2 separate regions of the Homo sapiens genome follow, and region 1 is linked to region 2. The links are chromatin contacts, found by Hi-C or POLR2A ChIA-PET in ENCODE. All regions are on one chromosome and are shown on one strand. The core of a region is the stretch at or near the end of the contact, and the rest is flanking DNA. Distances in the headings are between cores, read along the strand shown.

Region 1 (3,557 bases), core at 458-2,957, 190 kb after region 2:
CAACCTGGCTCATCTCTGGAATTTGGGATGGAGTTAAACCCAACAACCCCTGGGCCTGCTCCAATGAAGACAGGGAGTGTTTATCAATGAGCAGTGACAATTACTACCTCTCCTGAGAGCAGATGAGTAGGTTTCAGGCATGGGGTTTCTCTAAGTCAGCAAAAAGCACCCGATCCCTAATGACAGAGGAGCAGTGTGTGTTAAATGTGTGTGTGCACATGTGTGAATAATTCAGGGCCCTCTAACCATGAGGCCCGGGACAAGAGCCACACTTGCCCACATGAAGTCAATGCTCTTGTCTGCAAGAACATTGTTTATTGTGGCTGGAGCCCAGATAACAAGGAGAAAGTGGCAAGAGATGAGGCAGGAGAGAAAAGCAGGGTGACTTCTGGAGAACCCTTTTCTCGGTGAAGGGATTTCAGCCTTATTCTGGGAATAAGCCAGAGCCCTGAGGGGTTTTAAGTGGAGGAGAGCCAGCCCCACCCCAACTCAGTGGCTTTAGGGGTCATTCTTCCCATGCTACCATTTCCCATGGTTCAAAGATTAACAATAGGGCTAACTTCCAATTTATTCAATTCTCAGGTTATTTATTCAATAATCTAGTGTTCTTCCTCTCTACTTCCTCCTCTTCAGTACCTTGTTGTGGGTGGAGCTCCAGGAAGAGGATGGGGCGTGGTGCCTAGAGGCGGAAGTGTGTATCTTGATTGTTTAACCTGGGAACCCTGAGGGCAGAGGGCGTAGGGGTTGGGAGAGGAAAGGAAGGCGCTAGGAAGACACTGGAAAGACCCCATAAGCGTAGCAGCTCCTAAACCACAGCTAAGCATGTCTGGAGGAGAAGCCTGAATCCGAAAGCAATGAGGAAATGATTAGTGGTTTCATAGTAGGTTGTCTGTAGCTGCAGACACACAGGCGTTTTTGTACACAGGTAAATACAGGCCTGTTCTGTTATTGACCACACGTTTGTATGAAGCTCCAAACTCATGTGTCCTCCTGTTCTCCTGTTTTTTTTTTTTTTTTTGAGACGGAGTTTCGCTCTTGTTGTCCAGGCTAGAGTGCAATGGCACGATCTCGGCTCACGGCAAACTCCACCTCCCAGGTTCAAGCGATTCTCCTGCCTCAGCCTCCTGAGTAGGTGGGATTACAGGCACGCGCCACCATGCCTGGGTAATTTTTGTATTTTTAGTAGAGACGAGGCTTCACTATGTTGACCAGGCTGGTCTCAAACTCCTGACCTTAGGTGATCCACCTACCTCAGCCTCCCAAAGTGCTGGAATTACAGGTGTGAGCAACTGTGCCTGGCCTCTCTGAAGTATTATTTGATATTTTTCTTTTGAAGTTTTCTTCTTCCTGTGTAGAAACTATTTCTGCAAATTGCTTTTCAGTCTGCTTTTTGCTCATTTGTTTTTATCTTCCATGTCTGAGGTTTTTTTCAGCTGTCTGGTGATCTTTGACTGATTATTTATAAGACAGGCAAATATCAGTTAAGTCCTTACAGTAAACATATGGTTTACTCAAGTTAGGATTATTTTAGGAGGATTTCTTTACAAAATGGCCATTTACAAAGACAGAGTATAGGAGAGCTATAACCTTTGGTTGAGAGACACAGGCAGCCTAAGAGAGGAACCCTCTAAGAGAAGAACCAGAGGAACAGATATCTTGATCTCACGCTCCTCCTCCCTCTGGTCTTCCGGGTTCTGCGTTGTCTAGACCAACTGCTAGTCAGAGGGTGTGGGGTATTGCTCATGTGGTCTCTTCCTGGAATACCCCCAGTGCAGAGGGCCAGGCAGCGTGGGTGGGGAGTAGCAAAGAGAAAGCTCTGACATGGGAACGAAGGCGCTGATTGGAAGCTCACATGGTGGGCATCTGGACGGGACTGTTTGCTGGGGGAGTCCCCACATGTCTGGATCTTTAGGTCTTTCGTCTGGGGCCAGTCAGGTTACCCAGAGAAGAATCTCCTTCTAGGAGGGAACAGGCCAGCCTGCCAGTGTTCTGGCCCCCGAAAGGAGGCAGAGGGCTGTGGGTCTTAGCCTGGGGCATTTGGCATACGCAGTCCCTTAGTTCCCGAGTTTACAAGCCATAGCCATGCTGTCAAATGTGCCTGGTATCACCCAGTTCAGAGACTCTCTGTTTTATCCTGTACAGAGAACAAGCTTGCAGATTTCTGTGGGAGGGAGGGAGGGGTAGTTACTCAGTAATGAAGGGTGCTTCTCAAACAGCTTTCAACCAGTCCTCCTTGTTTGCACACTCACACACTCAGAGACACACAAACTCAGTTCCAGAGGTACTTGGAGCTGCCAGTTCATGAGCGTTTTGAGGATTTTATGAATAGATGGGTTGCTTCTCAGTTTTCTCTGCTGGTCATTTAGGATTTGGCCTTTTTTGTTTTTTTTTTTTGTTTGTTTTTTTGGTTTTTTTTGAGACAATAGTCTCGCTCTGTCGCCCAGGCTGGAGTGCAGTGGCATGATCTTGGCTCACTACAACCTCCACCTCCCGGGTTCAAGAGATTTTCCTGCCTCAGCCTCCCGAGTAGCTGCAGCTAGAGGCATGCACCACCCCACCCAGCTAATTTTTGTATTTTTAGTAGCGAGGGAGTTTCACCATGTTGGCCAGGCTGGTCTTGAACTCCTGACTTCAAATGATTCACCGCCTCAGCCTCCTAGAGTGCTGGGATTATAGGCGTGAGCCACTGTGCCTGGCCAGGATTTGGGTATTTCAAGTTGGCTACATCAGTTGTCACCTAAACCCAGAGGGTTTTTTGGTTCCTGGGGTACATCTGGAATTTTCAAATCTTCTTTGGCTGAAACACAGTATATTTGAGAGAGGACTCAGAAGAAAGAGGAAGAAAAGGCATCATGGGGCCAGACTGGTAAGTGTTTGAGTAGATTGTACTTTTTTCTTTTTTTGAGACGGAGTTTTGCTCTTGTTGCCCAGGATGGAGTGCAATGGTGCAATCTTGGCTCACCGTAACCTCCGCCTCCCAGGTTCAAGCGATACTCCTGCCTCAGCCTCCTGAGTAGCTGGGATTACAGGTATGTGCCACCACGCCGGGCTAATTTTGTATTTTTAGTAGAGACGGGGTTTCACCATGTTGGTCAGGCTGGTCTTGAACTCCAGACCTCAGGTGATCTGCCCGCCTCGGCTTCCCAAAGTGCTGGGATTACAGGCGTGAGCCCCCGCACCTGGCTGAGTAGATTGTACTTAACTCTAGAGACCATGGGCTTAGGGGTGGGAAATAGCAACTGAGGTCTAGGTACATGGGTCCTTTGAGAAGTTTATTCTCTATTAGGTCCCAATTTTCTTTTTTCTTTTTTTTTTGAGACAGAGCCTCGCTCTGTCGCCCAGGCTGGAGTGCAGTGGCACAATCTTGGCCAAACCCGTCTGAGTCCCAATTTTTATTGCTTCCTATATGATGCCTCAATAGGGTGTGTGGAAACAGTAAACTATAAAGTGCTGTACTAATGTAATGCTTTATTTTTTGAATGCAGCCAGAATTTTCCTGTGTCTTTGCTCATACTGTTGCTTCTGCTTGGAGTTTTCTCTATCTTCTCCCTCACCTC
Region 2 (3,928 bases), core at 320-2,819:
ATGGGCTCTGTAGGGGGCCAACCTGCCAATACTGGAGCCAGCCTGGCACTGACAAGCCCTGGGGGAAGAGGCCAAGGTCAGGGATCAAGGCAGAGGGGATGGGGCATTCTGTGGGTTCAGATGAACAGAGGAAAGAAGAATAGCAAAATAGAAGGAGTTGGTGAGGGAGTCTGGTTGGAGGTAAGGGGAGCCCATGTAATGGAAAGGAATGAAGGAAAAAAACTATCATAGGAGCAAGAAAACATCATTATGGGTTACCATTTATTGGACATTTTGTGCTACTTGCTGCTAAGTGCTTTATTTAATCCCCACAGCAACCCAATGAATTAGGCATTATCTCCCTTTTTACATACAGCATAAAGAACTGTAACCCAGAAAATTAAAATAATTTGCACAAGGCCACACAGTCAGTGACAGAGCCAGCACTGAAACCCAGATCTGTCCAGTGTTAAAGCCTGTTCTCCTAACGCCAAAATATACTGCCTGTGTAAAAGAAGCAATAAGCGGCCTGGGAGACAAATATGGGGGAAGATTTAAAAAGTGAAGGTGCAGTCCGGGTGTGGTGGCTCACGCCTGTAATCCCAGCACTTTGGGAGGCCGAGGCAGGCAGATCATGTGGTCAGGAGTTTGAGACCAGCCTGGCCAACATAGTGAAACCCTGTCTCTACTAAAAATACAAAAAAATTAGCCAGGTGTGGTGGCAGGTGCCTGTAGTTCCAGCTACTTGGGAGGCTGAGGCAGAAGAATCACTTGAACCCGGGAGGCAGAGGTCGCAGTGAGTCAAGATCGCGCCACTGCACTCCAGCCTGAGTGACAAGAGAGATTCCGTCTAAAAAAAAAAAAAAAAAAAGTGAAGGAGCAGCTGGCTATTTGGCTCATGCCTATAATCCTAGCACTTTGGGAGGCCAAGGCAGAGACTGCTTAAGCCCAAGGGTTCGAGACCAGCCTGAGCAACACAGTGAGACCCCCATCTCTACAAAAAAAAAAAAAAAAAAAAAAAAAAAAGCCAGATATGGTGGCATGTGCCTGTGGTCCCAGCTACTCAGGAGGCTGAGGAGGGGGTATTGCTTGAGCCCAGGAGGTCGAAGCTGCAGTGAGCCATGATTGTACCAGTGCACTCCAGCCTGGGCAATGGAGCGAGACTGTCTCAAAAAAAAAAAAAAAAAGGCTGGGTGCGGTGGCTCATCCCTGTAGTCCCAACACTCTGGGAGACTGAGGTGAGCGGATCACAATGTCAGAAATTCAAGACCAGCCAGGCCAATATGCTGAAACCCCATCTCTACTAAAAATACAAAAATTAGCCGAGCGTGGTGGTGGGCACCTATAGTCCTAGCTACCCAGGAGGCTGAGACAGGAGAATCGCTTGAACCCGGGAGGGGGAGGTTGCAGTGAGCCGAGATTGCACCACTGCACTCCAGCCTGGGTGACAGAGCGAGACTCCGTCTCAAAAAAAAAAAAAAAAAAAAGCGAAGGTGAGATGAAGCTTCAGAAAATAGAGGGCCGGGGAGGACACAGGCAGACAGAAGGAATGAGCGACTCAGTCTCAGGTTTCTGGGTCAGATCCAGGTCACATGTTTTGTCTCCTATAAAACTTACACCATACTTGTCGTTACTTGTTCAGTGCCTGCCTCTTCAACTAGGCTGTGAATTCCACGTCATCTGGTGTGTAAGCACTCATGAGTAGTTATTGACTAAAGATAAGAGGGTTTGGGAAGCAGAGGTGATGGGAGTTGGGGGTTGAATATCGGATATGTAGCACAGACAGAGGAATGGGCATGGGTGGAGAATGATATTTGATTGGATAAGAGGGCTGGCCTAGAGGTCAGCAAGCAACCTCTGGAGGACCTGGGTCACAGAGAAATCTCCTGAGGGAGAACATGGAGGATACCTACTGTGTGCCAAGCACTGGGCTTATACATTATCTTACTTAATTCTTCAAATGAGCCTATGAGATGGGTATTGTCCTAATTTTCAAAAGAGGAAATTTTTTTTTTTTTTTTTTTTTTTGAGATGGAGTCTTGCTCTGCCACCCAGGCTGGAGCGCAATGGCACAATCTCGGCTCGCTGCAACCTCCGCCTTCTGGGTTTAAGCAATTCCCCTGCCTCAGCCTCCCAAGTAGCTGGGATTACAGGGGCCTGCCACCACACCTGGCTAATTTTTGTATTTTCAGTAGAGCCAGCGTTTCACCACATTGGGCAGGCTGGTCTTGAATACCTGACCTCAAGTGATCCACCTGCCTCGGCCTCCCAAAGTGCTGGGATTATAGGCATGAGCCACCACGCCCAGCCTAGAAGAGGAAATTGAGGCCAGTTAAGCTAAATTACTTCCATATGATGACACAAGAATTAAAGAGGTGAAGCCAGAATTTGAACCCACACCTGACTTCAAAGCCTGTGCTCTTATTTTTATACTCTACTGCCTCTTGATCAGTGGGATGTGTAGGGGCAGAGGAAGAAGCTCTGACAGCTAGAAGAAAAATGGGGGATTCAGTAGGAGACTGAAGGATGGAGACAGACTTGGTTGGAGGGAAGGGTATGAGTTTTGCAGTGGAGACAAAGGCACATAGAGTTGAGGTCAGGAAAATATCATGTGGACAGGATGAGTGACCAGTGAGGATGCCAACGGCAAGGTGAGAGCACAGGACAAAGTAATGTATAATGGCATTTACATCAGGGAGCGATGGTGTGTTCAGGGAGTGTATTCAGGGACTCATGGTGTATTCCTACAGCTGTCACTGGCTGTGAAATGGGGGTCTCTCTGGCTTGGGATGTCATTCACATGTAAAGTGGACCCTTTTTATTTTTGAGACGGAGTCTTGCTGTCACCCAGGCTAGAGTTCAATGACATGATCTCAGCTCACTGCAATCTCCGCCTCCTGGGTTCAAGCAATTCTCCTGCCTCAGCCTCCTGAGTAGCTGGGATTACAAGTGCCTGCCACCATGCCAGGCTAATTTTTTGTATTTTTAGTAGAGATGGGGTTTCACCATTTTGGCCATGGTTGGCCAGGCTGGTCTTGAACTCCTGACCTCAGGTGATCCACCTGTCTCAGCCTCCCAAAGTGCTGGGATTACAGGTGTGAGCCACCTCACCCAGCCTGTAAAGTGAACCCTTGTAAGTAAAGTTGTCTATGGCCTTCATATGATGCACATGGTCAATCAGTACTTTTCAGTATTTTTCAGAATTTTGAGTGCCTTTATTTTGACTGCTCTTTCCAGCCCCCTACAAATCCCACCACTCCTTATTTCCTTACAACTGTAACATTACCTGCCTGACCCCTGGAGACATTTAAGTTTGGAATCCTCTCTCTTGGCATAGGTGGGAATTCAGGCCCAGTGGAAAGAGACTTGTCCAAAGTTTCACAATAACTAGCTGACTCAAAACCCAAAATGCAGGCCTCCTCACTCAAGCACTACGGTGTCTGTAGATTAATAGCCACATTCAGAACAATTTGTCCAAATATAAATAAAAGATAAGTGAAAGTGATATCTGAGAGATGGCAAGTGAAATCCAGGAGGTTAAGATTACAGTAGCTGAAAAATAAGCACTTTTGAAACAAATCAAGATTTAGACATGAAAGAATGAGCCCAGTGGTCTAAGTTTGAGCCTTTAGGAAGTAAATTTATTTGTTATACCAAATCAGGATTCTCAACTCTCATTGTCCACCCCTCCCCACCCCTGCCCCCTTACATCAACATAGTAAATCCCACTATGACCACAAGGCGTCACTCTTGTTGTTACTGTTGTTTCATAGATTGTTTCCCAAATAGCGGCAAAGGATTAACGAGAGAGTGGAGAAGTGAGAGTGGAAGTGCTGTCTTAAGTCCCTGACAGATAGCAAGATCCAGGTATGTTTTGGGAAGGAGGTTCAAGGTGGTAGAGGTTCTAGAAGGCTAGGTTAGCAGGCATGTTGAGAATGGAAGAGCAGTG

The links. A loop is a pair of places that touch in the nucleus more often than their neighbours do. ChIA-PET counts read pairs that join two places held with the same protein, here RNA polymerase II (POLR2A). Pooled maps may share reads with other maps.
Region 1: POLR2A ChIA-PET joins it to region 2 with 10 read pairs in BJ. The contact joins two enhancer-like sites. A Hi-C loop is called at or near these places in 5 of 50 pooled maps. POLR2A ChIA-PET finds 5 or more read pairs at or near these places in 6 of 52 experiments (BJ, GM12878, SK-N-SH and 3 more).

The regions. Positions count from the first base shown.
Region 1 is chr1:154,385,049-154,388,605 of GRCh38, forward strand. No RefSeq gene overlaps it. Among named protein-coding and RNA genes, the nearest start is that of IL6R, 19 kb to the right of the region's middle. RefSeq lists an enhancer at 1,696-1,905. Within about 2 kb of position 1,708, at least 11 of the 41 ENCODE cell types and tissues checked have a DNase peak (open chromatin) inside an H3K27ac peak, as active enhancers do.
Region 2 is chr1:154,195,487-154,199,414 of GRCh38, forward strand. CFAP141 (cilia and flagella associated protein 141) reads right to left here. Exons shown (of 4, transcript NM_001010979.3): 4 at 3,599-3,928. Among named protein-coding and RNA genes, the nearest start is that of MIR190B, 3.7 kb to the left of the region's middle. RefSeq lists a silencer at 1,923-2,152. Within about 2 kb of position 1,570, at least 2 of the 41 ENCODE cell types and tissues checked have a DNase peak (open chromatin) inside an H3K27ac peak, as active enhancers do.